Regions from separate parts of the Homo sapiens genome. Here region 2 is linked to region 1. A link is a contact called in ENCODE Hi-C or POLR2A ChIA-PET data. All regions are on one chromosome and are shown on one strand. The core of a region is the stretch at or near the end of the contact, and the rest is flanking DNA. Distances in the headings are between cores, read along the strand shown. Region 1 has its middle 12 kb from the start of ARL4D. Region 2 holds the start of MIR2117HG (MIR2117 host gene).

Evidence for each region. Hi-C counts contacts between places; a loop is a spot of excess contacts on that map. ChIA-PET counts read pairs that join two places held with the same protein, here RNA polymerase II (POLR2A). Pooled maps may share reads with other maps.
Region 2: a loop to region 1 is called in a map of endothelial cell of hepatic sinusoid, with 6 times the contacts of the local background. The contact joins the promoter of MIR2117HG here to the enhancer-like site in region 1. A Hi-C loop is called at or near these places in 5 of 168 maps with a recorded cell type or tissue (MCF 10A, breast epithelium, endothelial cell of hepatic sinusoid and 2 more), 1 of 37 single-sample maps with no recorded cell type and 2 of 50 pooled maps. POLR2A ChIA-PET finds 5 or more read pairs at or near these places in 16 of 52 experiments (AG04449, AG04450, B cell and 13 more).

What each region holds. Positions count from the first base shown.
Region 1 is chr17:43,409,164-43,412,373 of GRCh38, forward strand. No RefSeq gene overlaps it. Among named protein-coding and RNA genes, the nearest start is that of ARL4D, 12 kb to the left of the region's middle. Within about 2 kb of position 1,773, at least 5 of the 41 ENCODE cell types and tissues checked have a DNase peak (open chromatin) inside an H3K27ac peak, as active enhancers do.
Region 2 is chr17:43,442,931-43,446,140 of GRCh38, forward strand. It overlaps MIR2117HG (MIR2117 host gene), which reads left to right and starts at 1,777. Exons shown (of 2, transcript NR_146952.1): 1 at 1,777-1,978. MIR2117 (microRNA 2117) reads left to right here and starts at 1,876; the gene lies at 1,876-1,955. It also overlaps the pseudogene RNU6-406P.

The sequences.
Region 1 (3,210 bases), core at 523-3,022:
ATGTCTGTAATCCCAGCACTTTGGGAGGCTGAGACGGGAGGATTGCTTGAACTCAGAGTTCAGGACCAGCTTGGGCAACTAAAGAAGATCCTGTCTTTACAAAAAGAAAAATTAGCTGTGCATGGTGGCTCCTGTGGTCCCAGCTACTCAGAAGGCTAAGGAGGGAGGATTGCTTGAGCCTAGGAGGCAGAGGCTGCAGTCGTTGTGTTCAAACCACTGCAACTGCACTCCAGCTTCAGTGACAGAGTGAGACCCTGTCTCAGAGAAAAAAAAAAAAAGAGAAACAGACCAGAACTGTAACAGTATGGAAGGAAGGTAAATTATAGGAAGGCCTTCTTGATAGGAAGGACTGAAAAACCTGAAAGATCCACATACTTCTTTTCTTGGAAAGCTTTCAGAATAGGAGAGGACTTTGCATATCTTAAATCATTTTAAGATGGTATCTTATCATACTATGATTCTCAGTGATCCAAACTTGGTTACTTAGCAGGTGACTTTCCTGGCCTTGTTCAAGGTGTTTTCACCACACAAACAACTCTTAATTGTCTACTTGGTGATGAGCCCAGATACCTGGAATCCATAGAAAATTCCTAACATGATTTTACCCAATAGTTTCTAATCTTTCATCAGACTGCTGAGGCAGCAGCAACAGTGTTGACAGACTGAGGTTTCATCATCCTGCCCTCCCCTGCTGCCTGTCTCTGCCCACCCTCTACCCCCGGGAAAGTGCTGGAGCAGAGGGAGGGTTCAGGGAGGCAATATTGAGAAGGAACATGCCAGCTGGGGGTCTGGATAATCCACAAACTGGATTATCTGTCCCTGACTTTGCATAGATGTAAGCAGGTGGCCTATATGTAGACAGGATGTACTGGGATGAGCCATGGGCATCTGGTTAACGTGTGTGTGTATATGGGGGGGTGGTCCTACAATAAATTCCCCCACCTACTTATCTCCCATCCAGAGCATTAATTCAACCAATCACTCCTTCTTTCAATTAACCACATATAATATGAATAGTATTTAGCATTATTTACTGTAGTTTCATAGTGAGAGACTAGAATTTTTTTTTTTTTTTTCAAGACGGAGTCTTGCTCTGTCGCCTAGGCTGGAGTGTAGTGGCGCGATCCAGGCTCACTACAACCTCTGCCTCCTGAGTTCAAGTGATTGTCCTGCCTCAGCCTCCTGAGCAGCTGGGATGACAGGCTCACGCCACCAGGCCTGGCTAATTTTTGTATTTTTAGTAGAGACGGGGTTTCACCATGTTGGCCAGGCTGGTCTTGAGCTACTGACCTCATATTATCCGCCCACCTCGGCCTCCCAAAGTGCTGGGATTACACATGTGAGCTACCACGCCCGGCCGAAAAAATTTTTAAAAATCTTTATTGTGCACTGAAGGCTGACTAGGGGCTGACACAGCATCCTAGGCACTGGAGCTAAGGTGCAATTTGTACCCAAAGAAGTGTCTTAGATCTGGTTCCCTTGATGTGCAGACTGAGATGGGGATTTGGGCGGCACATGGTTTATTGTGAGGCAAACTCTCAGGAGAAGGGAGGAAAGGAAAGAGGGTGGGGCACAGAGTGGGGAAGCAAGGATGTGCTTCACAGCTGAGTCTGGTTTTGGCTTGATCCTGTGGGAAGCTCTGGGTGGACAACTGTATGACAGAAAGGATCCCACCTGAGTCAGGGAGGCTAGTTTTTTATGTCCCTGTCAGTCAGCTAATTGGCTGCCCTCTAGGCCAAGGGCAAGTCCAGAGATGGAGAGCCATTGGCAGCCAAAACTCACAGTCAGCACCGGGAATCTGGGTGGAGCACCAAGGCATCCACTCAGGGAGTAGCCTGAGAAGAGAAGAGTGAGCTGACCCGAGCAAGCACAGCCCTGATTGTTATCCACACTTGGCAACCCAGTCCTCTTTCTACTCTCACTCTCAGCCTGGCCTCAACCCTTATCTGCCCTTGTCCCACCTTCTTTCTCTTTCTGTTTCTTTTTCTTCCTCTTTCTTTCCTTCTTTCTTTCTTTCTTTTTTTTTTTTTTTTTTTGACAGCGTCTCACTCTGTTGCCCAGGCTGGAGTGCAGTGGCATGGTCACGGCTCACTGCAGCCTGGAACTCTTGGGCTCAAGCGATCCTCCCACCTCAGACTCTCTAGCAGCTGGGACCACAGGTGCACACCACCATGCCCAACTAATTACTTTTTGTAGAGACAGGGTCTCACTATGTTGCCCAGGATTCCTACTTCTGATCCTGCCTTGTCTGTCTTGAGAATGTTTATCAGGTTGAAACCTTGAGTTTCTTCAAGAGGCTCCAGGAGGCTGTGGCTACTGAGTCATTCCTTGACCTCTTTCCTTGCCTATGGGTCATCTGAGCCCCACTGTTCCCTTAGGCAGAAAACTTTGATATCCTTGGGGACATCTGACCCTAACCCCTTCTCTTGCTCTTTCTCCTTTATTGGGTGTACCCATCCCATCTCCTGTGGTGGAGAAAGGACAGTTCAAGAGAAATTCATTCTCAAGGCTTGACTCCTACTTAAACATCACAGGATACATTCCCTGGAAGGGGAAGGGTGCGTCTGTACTGGCTTCCTTAGAAACTTCAGAACAGAAAAGACGCCTCCTTTCCCTCCCCCTCCCCAATTCAAACAGGGGCTGGGAGAGAGGAAGAGATTATTGTTTCAGGGGGTGGGGGGTGTGGATGGACTGAGTGCTGAAACTTCCTTTTCTTCTGGCACAGCTCTATTTGTAGAAGTGCCAGAGTCCTGGGGAGAAAAGCAAGAGAGGGAGAAAAAGAACATTATTTGAGGGCATTTGGCTGCTCTTTTACACTCGAGATCAAACAGAGAAAATCCAGCGTCATGCCCTCCCCATCTTTCTGTCCCTAGCATGTAGATGTCCTGTGGTGTGTCTCACAAATGCACATGCACATGCATGCGAACACACACACAAACACGCACACACACCCTCGCACTGTTGAAACCAGAGCTGCTGGCTCCAGGGAGGGGAGTGAAGAAGCAGCTGTGGACAGGTATGGGTGGCCACATACCTGCCCTTCTGGGAGGTGACACTTCCATTACACCTCCACAGGTTTCATGTTGACCTCACCCTAGCTTTGGCCCAATGTTGTCAGGATGGGCAGAAGGATGGCAGAGCTCAGCTGGCCCAAAGCCAGCAAGCAAAGAGTTCTCAGCAGGCCCTTGAAGTGCCAGCAAATCAGTTCCC
Region 2 (3,210 bases), core at 527-3,026, 34 kb after region 1:
TAGGGAAGCACCAAGCTGAGGACTCTGGATCCTTTCAGGCTCTAATGACAATGCACATCCAGCATTTGTGGAGTATGTATACAGTTGTCTGGGCCAACTACTGTGGGAAGAGGAAAAGAAGTCACATTGCTACTGGTCATCAAGAGCTCACAAAATAGATGTAGACATCATTTGGGGCTATCTACTTATCCTAGTGATTCTCAACTGAGGTTGATACTTAAATTTTTTTTTTTCATTTTCTTTTTTTTTTAAGTTTCAAGAGGTTGATACTTTTGATTGTCACAATGATTGGCTTTTGATTGTCACAATGATTGGGAGCGTTATTACCACTCACATATAGTAAATGAAGGATGGGATAGTCCTACACAAAAAATTATCTAGCTCCAAATGTCCTCAGTGTCTCTGATGAGAAACACTGATCTAGTCCATAGTCAGGGCTGCCAGGTATGGGTGTGCAGGTTGCCCACTGTACAACTCTTAAGGGAACCATTCACCTGGTGGCTAAGTGTGTCAATTCTGAAACCATACTGCCTGAGTTCCAGTGCCAACTGGAACTGCCCCCCACCCCCTACTTCTTTTTTTTTTTTTGAGACCGAGTCTTTCTCCACCACCCAGGCTGCAGTCCAGTGGCACAGTCACAGCTCACTGCAGACTCTACCTCCCGGGCTCAAGTGATTCTCCTACCTCAGCCTCTTGAATAGCTGGGACCACAGGCACCACCACCACACCTGGTTACTTTTTAAATTTTTTGTAGAGATAAGGTCTCCCTATGTTGCCCAGGCTGGACTCAAAACTCTGAGGCTCAGGTGATCCTCCTGCCTCGGCCTCCCAAAGTGCTGGGATTACAGGTGTGAGCCACCGGACCTGGCCTGGAAGCTCTTGAACATATTGCTTATCTTCTGTGGACCTCAGTTTCCTCATTTATAAAATGGGAAGAGCAATAGTAATATAACTCATACTGATAACATAAGAATATGTTATCAATAATATATGTTCCTGCACATAGCAGACATTCAATTCATGTTCAATGATTATTATTCTCTGAGATCTGACTTCCCCATTGACTGGGGTGGGGCCCTGGTGTCTACTCCCTGATAAAGACCACGTATGCCTGGATTCCTGCTCTCCCTGAGGCTTAACTTTCCTGGTTCCACCTGTAATCTCATTGAGAACTCCCATTGTTGCCTAAACTTGCTTGAGATGGTTTTTGTAATCTACAACCAGAAGTCTTAATTACTAAGACAAGGTGAAAAGACTCACCTGTAGGAAACACAGTAGATAATACAAAAGGGCTTTCAAGTTAGTGTGAGACTGCTTGGCATAGAAAGACGATAAATGCCACAGACAAAACCTAATCGTAACTGAAATAAATAAATTCGAACAACAAATTGTTAAGTGAATGGAATGCAGCTAGCTAGGATCTCATGCTCTGTTCTAAGAAAACAGACAGGTCAAACAATCAGGACCAGTCCAGACATGTGTCTGGGAAGTTAAAGGAAAGAGACCCTGTCCCTCAAAACCTTCCTTACTAGTGACTCATGTCTTCGTTTACCAGGAGGTCTTCTTTGAAAATATGAATGTTTCTGGGAAGGGTAATCCAGAAACCTACTGAGGCTCACCCTACTAGGAATGTATTTACCATTTTTCTTTTCTTTCATGTCTGTTCATTGAGAACACAGAGAATGTATTTATTCAGTGACTTTCTCTCTCCTCCACTTCCCAACCCCAGCTACAAATGGGGACAGCAAGAGAGAGAAAACCTGGGGAGAACGGAAGAAACCATGCTTTGTAGAATGGATCCTGCTTCAGAATTGCTGATCTCATCAACCACATGTTTATAGAGAGAGCAGTGGCCCTTAAGGAACTGGAGAGAATGCTCTGATTTACTTCTGTCCGGCATGGTGAACAGCAGGATTGGCTGTAGCTGTTCTCTTTGCCAAGGACAGATCTGATCTGATTGCCTTGAGGTGAAAGTGAGGTAAGGTGGGGCGGGGATTAGCTTTTGGCTCCCAAGAATGGTTGTTCATCAACCTTTTGCTAAGCCCGTGGTTCTCAAATTTTGCTGCATGTTAGAATCACCTGGGAAGCTTTAAAAAAACATCTCAGTACCCAGGTTGTACCTCAGACCAATTAAATCTGAATGCCTGGGGGCGGTTGCCAGGCATCAGAAGTTTTCAAAGACCTCCCCCAACCAGGTGGTTCCTGGACATGTACCCACGTCCGGGAACCACTGTCCTCAGCATTTATTGTATGAGGCAACTTAGGTGACACACAACAGGTGAGAACCTGGCTCCTGCCTTTCGGACACAGGACTTAATTTTTTTTTTATTTTTTAAATTATGCAGTAAAATTTTTTCTGTTGGTGTACAGGTCTATGAATTTTTTTATACTGAGTTTTTCATACTGCCTGAGTACAATTTAATGGTATACCATAAAGTATACCATAATTTTATGGTATACCGTAACATTTTACATACCATAATTTTATTTTTATAAAGTATACCCACAATTTTATGGTATACCATAAAACTAGTATAGTATACCACAAAATTTACCCTTTTAAATTATACAATTCAATGCTCACTTCAGCAGCACATATACTAAAATTGGAATGATACAAAGAAAATTAGCATGACCCTTGCTCAAAGATGACACTGTAATTTGTGAAGTGTTCCATATTTAAAAAAAAATTTTTTTTAAAGTGTACAACTCAGCCATATGCAGTGGTTCCCACCTGTAATCCCAGGGTTTTGAGGCCAGGCACGGTGGCTCACGCCTATGATCTCAACACTTTGGGAGGCCGAGGTGGGTAGATCACCTGAGGTCAGGTGTTCAAGACCAGACTGTCCAATATGGTGAAACATCATCTCTACTAAAAATACAAAAACTAGCCGGGCATGGTGGTGTGTGCTTGTAATCCCAGCTACTCGGGAGCCTGAGGCGAGAGAATCGCTTGAACCCAGGAGGCGGAGGTTGCAGTGAGCCAAGATTGTGCCACTGCTCTCCAGCCTGGGTGACAGAGCAAGACTCTGTCTCAAAAAAAAAAAAAAAGGCTGGGTGTGGTGGCTCACACCTGTAATCCCCAGTACTTTGGGAGGCCGAGGCGGGCAGATCACCTGAGGTCAGGATTTCCAGACCAGCCTGACCAACATGGTGAAACCCCATCTCTACTAAAAATACAAAATTAGCCGGGCATGGTGGCGCATGCCT